Regions from separate parts of the Homo sapiens genome. Here regions 1 and 3 are each linked to region 2. Evidence: chromatin contacts called from ENCODE Hi-C or POLR2A ChIA-PET data. All regions are on one chromosome and are shown on one strand. Each heading gives the region's core, a stretch centred on a gene start or an enhancer-like site at or near the end of the contact. The rest is flanking DNA. Distances are from core to core; before and after follow the strand shown. Region 1 holds the start of ARHGEF2 (Rho/Rac guanine nucleotide exchange factor 2). Region 2 holds the start of RUSC1-AS1 (RUSC1 antisense RNA 1). Region 3 holds the start of KHDC4 (KH domain containing 4, pre-mRNA splicing factor).

What was found. Hi-C counts contacts between places; a loop is a spot of excess contacts on that map. ChIA-PET counts read pairs that join two places held with the same protein, here RNA polymerase II (POLR2A). Pooled maps may share reads with other maps.
Region 1: a pooled map shows a loop between it and region 2 (14-fold over the local background). The contact joins the promoter of ARHGEF2 here to the promoter of RUSC1-AS1 in region 2. A Hi-C loop is called at or near these places in 2 of 37 single-sample maps with no recorded cell type and 10 of 50 pooled maps. POLR2A ChIA-PET finds 5 or more read pairs at or near these places in 1 of 52 experiments (CD4-positive, alpha-beta T cell).
Region 3: a loop to region 2 is called in a pooled map, with 7 times the contacts of the local background. The contact joins the promoter of KHDC4 here to the promoter of RUSC1-AS1 in region 2. A Hi-C loop is called at or near these places in 7 of 50 pooled maps. POLR2A ChIA-PET finds 5 or more read pairs at or near these places in 2 of 52 experiments (OCI-LY7 and activated CD4-positive, alpha-beta T cell).

Annotation. Positions count from the first base shown.
Region 1 is chr1:155,977,035-155,979,982 of GRCh38, reverse strand. ARHGEF2 (Rho/Rac guanine nucleotide exchange factor 2) reads left to right here and starts at 1,436. Exons shown (of 22, transcript NM_001162383.2): 1 at 1,436-1,618. The coding sequence starts at 1,556. It overlaps ARHGEF2-AS2 (ARHGEF2 antisense RNA 2), which reads right to left and starts at 1,344. Exons shown (of 3, transcript NR_183460.1): 1 at 1,289-1,344; 2 at 528-663. RefSeq lists enhancers at 242-291, 1-300, 762-831 and silencers at 1,172-1,221, 1,282-1,441.
Region 2 is chr1:155,322,623-155,325,484 of GRCh38, reverse strand. RUSC1-AS1 (RUSC1 antisense RNA 1) reads left to right here and starts at 1,309. Exons shown (of 6, transcript NR_145424.1): 1 at 1,309-1,407. It overlaps RUSC1 (RUN and SH3 domain containing 1), which reads right to left. Exons shown (of 10, transcript NM_001105203.2): 2 at 2,355-2,862; 3 at 542-640; 4 at 307-383; 5 at 1-169. RefSeq lists an enhancer at 520-729 and silencers at 740-789, 810-1,179, 1,520-1,719, 1,760-1,989, 2,280-2,519.
Region 3 is chr1:155,932,797-155,935,828 of GRCh38, reverse strand. It overlaps KHDC4 (KH domain containing 4, pre-mRNA splicing factor), which reads left to right and starts at 1,416. Exons shown (of 14, transcript NM_014949.4): 1 at 1,416-1,493; 2 at 1,980-2,196. The coding sequence starts at 1,456. LOC107985207 (a long non-coding RNA gene) reads right to left here and starts at 1,361. Exons shown (of 2, transcript XR_001738244.2): 1 at 1,280-1,361; 2 at 1-581. RefSeq lists enhancers at 1,180-1,339, 1,440-1,749, 1,289-1,855, 711-1,910.

The DNA of each region.
Region 1 (2,948 bases), core at 187-2,686, 650 kb before region 2:
TTCTAATGTCCATCCAGCCTGAACTGGGCACGGTTTATTTCCTCTTCCTTTTTCCTGGTCTTTGCTATTTAAGGATTCTAAACAGGGGAATGGGTGAAGAAGGAGGTGAAGGAGTTGCTAGGAAGGAGGGGAAGCCGGAGGGGCAGTGTGGGGGTAGTGCTGGGGGTGAGGAGCCCAACCAGCTCAGCCAGTGGTGAGGTAGTGGAGCCCAAAAATAGTGGCAGAGGCTAAAATTGGCACCTACAAGAGTGCTGAGTTGGGCTTGAAACCTGCAGCCTGGCCCCACTGCTGAGCCAGGGCAGAGAACTGCTGGATCTGGGTTGGGTCTCCCCTCCCTCCCTTCTTCTCCCACGCCCTTTGGGGCCAGAATCAGGCAGGACCCTGCTAACCGAAGGCTCTGTCCCAGGCCTCTCTGTGCTTCTGGTTTCTCCAGAGAAATGGGAGACCCTGAGAGGCAGAAATGAACTTCACTGTAAGTGATCATAGTTAGACTGGAGGAGGAATTTTCCCAATAGCAGGAAACTCACCCAAAGGCTGGCTCAGGCTGGGGAAAAGGGTCCAGAGAGATGAATGCCCCACCTTACCCTGCTTCTTGGGGAGAGGCTGGTTGGGCCCTAACTTTCTTTGACTAGGGCAGGCTGGTTTCTGGTCTTTCAGTTCCGGCTTAACTTGCAACAGAGAGAACTGCAGTTAGACACATGGAAGGCCTTCGGTAAAAGTGGAGAATCCCAACCTAGTCCCCCAAAGTAGCTGGCAGAGGCGGAGCTAGGAGGAGGGCAGAGTGGGGTCAGGAAGGCCCCAGAAGGGTGGGGCATGTGGGAGAATTCTCTCCTCTCTGTTCTTCGACCTCTGGGAGTGAATCCTACCCTTCCCGTGTACTGAAGATCCAGCGTTTAGTTCTCCTTTGATTTCCTCTCCCTCTGGCCACCCCTGCCCCCAATCGTAAAAGGGGTCAGTCTGCTCAGGCCTGCTTTGATGGGACCCCGAAGGCCAGGAAGGAACTGGTCCTGGGTTTTCTAAGAGCTGGGGGCGGATGGAATTCTCCTGCCTGCGGGTCTTTAAAGACTGAGGTAACGCAGTAGGGGAGGGAAAAAGGGAGGGCGAGGGGAGAAGGGAAGAAGGGGAGGGCAGAGGGGAAAGGGCCAACCTGGGTCCGGCGAGGGCTGCGGGGCTGGGTTTTAGGAAAAGAAGAGCTAAGAGGCGGGTCTCTGGGGCTAGAGGGCGCCCCCAGGCGCTGGAGGGGAAATAGGCAGAGGGGCCTCTCAAACCTGTCCTAGGACCCTCGTACCTCTCCGAGCTGCCCCCACACAAACCCTGGCGTCCCGTCCTGCGCGCGGGCACCCCGCCCTCCCTCCGCTCCGCCTACCCCCTTCCTGAGCTTGGGCGGGGGAGGAGACTCGGGTTTGAGGAACTGGTGCTGGGTGCCGGGCGAGGGGAGTCAGACTTCCTGTCCCCGAGACCAACGCGTGCGGGCCGAACCCCTCCCCCCGCCTTCCCCCAACAATACAGGACGCCGGGGTCCGCGCCGCGTCCTCCCTGGTCCCCCCGTCCGATTATGTCTCGGATCGAATCCCTCACGCGGGCGCGGATCGACCGGAGCAGAGAGCTGGCGAGCAAGGTGGGCTCGGAAACCCCTCTCCTTTCGCCGCGGTCCTCGGGTGCTCCCCGAACCCCGGCACCCGCGGTGCATCTCCTGTCTCCCCGCCTGCTTTCTGGGCGCCAAAATCGGGCGGAGCGGTGGATCGGCGAGCGGCGGGACGGGGTGGGTGGGGACTGCGAGCGAGTGGGTAGGGGTGGGGGGAGCGGCAGACGCGACGGTGCTGGGATCCCGGGAGGGAGCGGAGCGGACCTGGGCTTGGTCGCCTCCAAGCCGGCGGGACCGAGTGCTTTAGGCCGCTTGAAAGAAAGTTGCTCCGGTAAGGGACGGAGCGGGAAGAGGGAGGTGTGTGTCTCGCGGGTGGGGGCGGTGGAAGCTCCGGCACCTCCTCTCACCCCGGGCCCCACCGGCTTGGGCTTGGCGTGGCGACCCCCCATCACTCCCCAATCGCTGGCTTGGTCGTTCCCCCTTTGTCCCCGCCATCCGGCGGAGGGGACGGGAGGGGGTGGTTTCCCGGCTTCCTCCCACCACCACCACCACCCCTCCAAGACAAAAGTCAGCTCCTCCTCTCCTCGCAAATGGACTTTCCAGCTGTGATTCAGTTCTCCCCTCTGGGTGGGCGGGTGGCTGGGGTCGGGACGGCCGAGGGACGGCTTACTTCCCCCAAACCATCACCTCTAGGTGAAGGGAGCAGAGGTCTTTGTGTAGCTGGGCTCCTTTCCTCCATCCTGAGCCCTTCTGCCTGGAACATAGGGCCTCCATCCCTATCTGCCCCGCCAGCCTCCTAGCTCTTCCTTCTCCCAACCTGAAACCCTTAGGCTGACACACCTGGCACTATGCATTGTGTTCCCTGCCCTTCCTCCTCCTCCCCCAGCGCTCTCATTCTCTTATCTGCTCGTCTTGGGGTCCCTTCACCTAGCATTTCATGAGTCTGGGTGTATAATTATCCACACGCCTCCCCCATCATGACCTCTTGGCCACTCCTCTCCAAGTACCCTTTATCCCTGCCTTTGTACCCAGCCCCATTCCCAAGTGCCCTGACCTTTCCACACCCAGACCCCAGGAAATGATGAAGCTGACTTGCAGGTGAATAAGTCAGAGCTGAAAGGAAGGTGGTGCCTGCAGACAGCACCTCCCAGCTCCTTTGGGGCCCCCGCACTGTACCCATTATCAGAAAGGACAGGTCCCAGCCCAGAGTTGGTTTAATCTCTGGCTTCTCTCCAACCTGAGTGCCCTACTACCCTGGTGCCAGCCTATGCTGATCACCAACTTCAGCCAAGGGAGCAGTACCCCTTAGGAGTCCTTAAGGGTGATGGAAAGCCCTCCCCTCCACCTCCCTGGTAGTTCCTAG
Region 2 (2,862 bases), core at 60-2,559:
TCACCGACGCCTCCACCACGCTCCAGGGGCTGCTCCTGCGCTGCCCGGTGATGAGGTCCTTCCGGAAAGGCTTCAGCCCGTCCGCCACCAGGGCGTGGAGGGCCGGGCAGAGGGTGGTCAGCACCAGGTGCCCCACATCCGGGCTCAGCCGGCTATCACCCAACTGGGCCTGGAGGTGGCGCGATGCCGATGGCTCCAGAGATCCCTCCAGACACCTCCCAGCCACCTCCCGCCAACCATTCCCGCACCCCCCGCGGAGCTCCATTACTCTCCTCATCCCAACAGCCTCCCCCCAGCCACCTTCACCTTCTGCACCAAGTTCCGGGCGGCCCCGAAATGCGAGATGATTTTATCAACGGAGACGCTGACGGCTATCAGAAGACCTGGGAGGAGTGGGAAAGGGAAGACGCTAGGAGGCCGCGCCCCTACCCAGGCTTGCCCGAGGGGCGTGGAGAGACTGCCTTCGGACAGCCTGAGAGCAGGGCCGGGGGCGAAGGGCAGTTTATTCGGAAGCGCGGGGTCGGGAGTCAGGGTGCCCTACCTTTCTTCTGCTCCTGCAGCTGACCAGTCCCACTCTGGGCTTCTGCCATCCACAGCCGCTGGGCTCCGGGGACACCGGCGAAGGACCACGAACTACGGACTGGCGTAAGGGAAGAAGGGCGCGGTAACACTTACCAAGTGTTATTCCGAGGACTCCGGGCTCCCGCACAAGTTGTCTCCGGCGGGTCTGCAGTGCTGTGTCCCCGAAGGGTCTTGGGGAGAGGAGGCGCAGGACCGCCTGAAGCACGGGGTAGCTCGACCCGAGCCCCGGAGTGAAATCTCGCACACTTCCCAGCACTCGCTGTCCCCCAGCCCCATCCCGGTTCCCTGTGCCCTCCCTCAGGGCACAGCCCCCACCTCCAGGATCCCGGAACTCCGGGAGCGGGATGGCCGCGCTCACCTCCCGCCTGCCCTGCTAGGGCCTGTAGGGCGGGAGAGGACGGGGCGCGGGGAGGGAGGTGTAGCCCAGCGCACCGCCCCGGGGCCCAGTCCTGCCTGCGGAGCCCCGGGGAGCACGTGGGCGGCATGGACCAATGGAAAGACAGACAGGGGAAAGGGAGGAGACGGAGGGAGGCGAGACCCGAGGATTGGGAGGCTGGAAGGCGCCGGAAAGGGGAAACCCGGGTCCCGCAGCAGCCTCTTGGCGGAGGGTGCCCTCTTCATCCCGCGTGGGACTGGACTCGCGGAGAGGGCGTGGCCAGAACCTCTAGTGCCAATGAGCTCCCGGGAGCTTCACCCTCCACCCCTCCCTAGCAAGGTCGGGGGGCAGGCCCGAGCTGCACAGGCCAAGGAATTCCACAGAGGGTGTGACCCAAAGCCCCTAACAACAGACTCGCTGGGACCCCCTAGACTTGGCATGGAGGCTGGGTAAGCCCGCGTCCACTATGCCCAGGTGGGTCTGGAGGGAGAGGGGGCCGGCCCACGGAGCAGGAAAGGCAACAACTTCCCCCTCCAGCACTAGGAACGGGGCCAGACTCCCCAAGGCCGACAAACTTGCTTGGAGTCGGCTTAAACTGAAGGGCGGGACTAAGCTGGGCAACCCCGGAAAAAAAGCGAAAACGGGGCCGGGCGAGAGTGGGCGGGGCGGCCCGCCTGAGGCGTGGCCCGCGGGGCTAGCCCGGGTCCGTCTTACGTAGCCTGGGCGGAGGCGATGGGCTCCTGGTCCAGCGAGGGGCCTTCGGCGGACGAGGTTGCGGTGGCAGCGGGGGGGCGGGTACCTGGCGGGGTGGGGGAGCCGCGGCGGGGAAGGTGCTACTTCTGGGAAAGAGCGGGGACAGCAGCAGTGCCAGCTCGGGGCTGGCCAGGCAGGGCAAGGCTCCCCGAGTCGGAGGCGAATAGGCTCCCACCGGGGACAGGCGGACGGGCAGCAGCTGCTCCTCTGGGGGGCTCGGCGCCCCCAGCAGCCGCAGCCCGGCGCCGGGCCACCCGGCCAGAGGAGCCAGGAGCAGAGACCCAGCTGCGCCTGCGCCCCCACCCTCCAACAGGGGGCGCCCGTCGGCCGAGAACCGGAAAACCAGGGGCCGAGGGAGCAGGAGGGGACCGGCTGCAGGCGGGATTGGCGGGGCCAGGCGCAGAGGGAAGGAGGGCAGCGGGATGGGCAGCCAGGCAAGAAGGGGCGGGAAGAAGAGGGAGCAAACAGTTAGTCCCATAACCCAATGACCCACCCAGTTTCCCTTTCCCGGAGCGCTCCCTGGTAGAAGGGGCGGGGAGGATGGGTGACACAGAATGGAGGGAAGACAGGGGGCCGGGTTGGAAGCCTAGGAGGCGTGAGCGGCCGAAGCCCAGCCCTCCTCCCGCTTCTTGCGACCTCTTACCCTCCAGGCCGGCCTGCGCGCCCGGCTCCTTCGCGGCTGGGGCCTCCTCGCCAGCCGCTGGGCTGACAGCCCGGCCCTCCTCGGACTGCCCCTCCGCTATGGGCTGCAGTCCAGGTCGGTTCTTCTTCCTTCGGGGAGGGACAGGCGGGGGTGGGGGCCGGGGCGGGACCAAAGCCCAGCCAACTGGGGGGTCTCGAGGCGGGACTGGCGGGGCTGGGGCCCGGCTTCGGGACCGGAGTTCCTTGAAGGTGGTGACTTCCCGAGGAGGTGCCGAGGAGCCGCCCGGCGACCCCGAGGGGGGGAGCTCGGTGTCGGGCGAGAAGACTATGAGCCAGTCACTGCGATCTTTCTTCGCCTGCGGGACAAGGGGCAGCCCTGGGCCCCGCTTGCGCTTCTGGGCCAGCTCGTGGAAGGACGTGATTGTCCGGTGGGGCACCGGCTCCTCGCTGACGTCACTTCTCCATCCTCCATCAATTTTCCCTGCATCTGTTTTCGAGCCAGAATCAGT
Region 3 (3,032 bases), core at 167-2,666, 610 kb before region 2:
TTCAATCAGAATCCCAACAGCATTGTGTTTTGGGGAGAAGAGGAAAAGGGGCACTTTGGGGAGGCCGAGGTGGTAGGATCGGTTGAGCCCAGGAGTTTGAGACCAGCCTAGGCAAAATAGTAAGACACCCCCCACCCCCGCACCCCCTACCACCCCGGTCTCTTAAAAAAAAAAAAAAAAAGCCAGGTGTGGTGGCCCGTGCTTGTAGTCCCAGCTACTTCAGAGGCTGAGGTGGGAGGATCAGGAGACTCATTGAAGCTCCAAGACATCCTAAAGGTTAGAAACCTTTAGCCTCGGCAGGGCGCGGTGGCTCACGCCTGTAATCCTACCACTTCGGGAGGCCGAGGCGGGTGGATCACCTGAGGTCAGGAGTTTGAGACCAGGCTGGCCAACATGGCTAAACTGTGTCTCTACTAAAAATACAAAACAACAACAACAAAAAATTAGCTGGGCGTGGTGGCGGGCACCTGTGATCCCAGCTACTTGGGAGGCTAAGGCAGGAGAATCGTTTGAACCCGGGAGGCGGAGAGTGGTTAGCCGAGATCGCGTCATTGCACTTCAGCCTGGGTGACGGAGCGAAACTGTCTCAAAAAAAAAAAAAAAAAAAAAAAAGAAACCTTTAGCCTACAGAATCAACTCAAACTCCTCAGCATAGCATTCAAGGCCTTTCATCTTCTGGCCTCCCACTCCAGCCAGCTCAACCGTTAAGTACACAGATGCCAGAACAGGGTGCTCCATAACCTATGCTTGATCGCCTCTCCAGTACTCAACCGGCTTTTTAGCGTCCCATTCTTAAACGCTCCAGCAAGATGAGCAGCTTATCTTCTTCGACCTTTGCTTAATATACAACTCTATCATACATATTTGCCTGCGTACCTGCCTTGCCACATTGAGAGTACCAGAATGGCAGGGCCTGCGGCTTATTCATCTTTTTATTTTTATATTCCCTGCTTGGTGCACAGAAATGAAGCAAACAAACAGAGAAATTCTCCAAATGATCTTTGCAACGAATCCTTTTCCTTTTCCTAAGTAACAGAAACGTGAAACGGGCAAAAGCCGCGGGAAGGCTGTCTCCCCAGACAGAAACTAGGACTCAACACAAACGTAGCGGAATTTGAGGAGAAACCTGTTTAATCTCCTGACTCATGCATATTGTCTTCTAGTCTAACAACATGCCCACGATAAAGATGGATTCAGCTAGCCCCGATTCCGCATTTATAGTAGGCACAGCAGCCATCTTTCTTAAGGTTAAGGCGCAACCCGGAAGATCACACCCTACCTGCCTCAGAAACGCCAGATGCCTTTAAATCATCGAGAGTCCAATCGGAATCGACATTTTCACCGGAACCGCTCGGCCCCACGACCGGAAGAGGCTGTGCGTAAGAACGTTGGGGGCGGAAGTGACGAGAGGTGGTAGTCGGATAGTTGGCGGGTGGTTGAGTAGAAGCGGTCGCCATGTCCGCGGGGAGCGCGACACATCCTGGAGCTGGCGGGTACGGCTTCAGGGGCGAGGGCATCGGAGCGAGCACTGGGGCGCAGGAGAGGCGGAGGGACCCTGAGAAGCTGCGTATAGGGTGGAAGGGTCCTTAAGTGGGAAGTAAAGGGCTGGACGTTTGGGGAGAAGGATCTTGAGCAGGCCTGGGGCCCTTAAAGGGCCGGCGGGGATCCGAGGGAGGAGGCAAACGGGGACTTTTGGAAGGGCGAGCCAAGGGGAAGGCGTAAACTAGAGCGTGTAGGATAGAGTGGAGTCTTTCGATATAGGTGACAGTAGAAACGAAAGATTTTGGGGAAGGGTTGAAAGTGGGGGTTTGTTAAATAAGCAATAATTGTTTAAGGAGAGGGGAGTTTTAGATTTGGAAGGTGATTCGGAGGTGTAAATGGAATATAATAGAGGGAAAATGGGGTGCTAAGGCGTAGTAAGGAAAGAATAACATACACGAAAGCTTTGGGGCCTAATGTTTTCCTTTTTCTCCATGTAGGCGCCGCAGCAAATGGGACCAACCAGCTCCAGCCCCACTTCTCTTCCTCCCGCCAGCGGCCCCAGGTGGGGAGGTCACCAGCAGTGGGGGAAGTCCTGGGGGCACCACAGCTGCTCCTTCAGGAGCCTTGGATGCTGCTGCTGCTGTGGCTGCCAAGATTAATGCCATGCTCATGGCAAAAGGGAAGCTGAAACCAACTCAGAATGCTTCTGAGAAGGTATTTGAAGTTGAAGGGTCTCCACTAATTGCGAATTTAATAGTTGTTTTGCCGGGCGCGGTGGCTTACGCCTGTAATCCCAGCACTTTGGGAGGCCGAGGCGGGTGGATCACAAGGTCAGGAGTTTGAGACCAGCCTGACCAACATGGTGAAACCCCGTCTCTACTGAAAATACAAAAATTAGTCGGGCATGGTGGCACGCGCCTGTAATCAGCTACTCAGGAGGCTGAGGCAGAACTGCTTGAACCCGGGAGGCGGAGGTTGCAGTGAGCCGAGATTGTGCCAGTGCACTCTAGCCTGGGCGACCCAATGAGACTCCGTCTCAAAAAAAAAAAAAAAAAGTTGTTTGTAATCCTGTAATCGCATAATAATTTGTGTTAGTAAAGGATAAATGGATATAGTAGTTGAGAGATCATTTAGTTTTGGAATGTTCCAGAACACATTTTGTTACAAATACATATTTACGAGGCGTTTTTGATTGGGCTGATTACATTTATGGACCAAATACCTTGTCTTGTCCTTGTTCACTTAGTTCAGCTTAAGCTGTATTTCCATAGTCATTTAAAGCAACATAACATGTTTTTAATATATGTGCTTTTTCCCTGAAGTCAGAGGAGTTCAGGTAAATCAAGTGAGCCCCATAGTGTCATCTCTAATTAGAACCTGTAGGGTTTTATTTATTTATTTATTTATTTTGATAGAGTCTCACTCTGTCACCAGCCTGAAGTGCAGTAGTGGGGTGATCTCGGCTCACTACAACCTCTGTCTCCTGGGTTCAAGTGATTCTGATTCTGCTGCCTCAGCCTCCCGAGTAGCTGGGATTACAGGTGCATGCC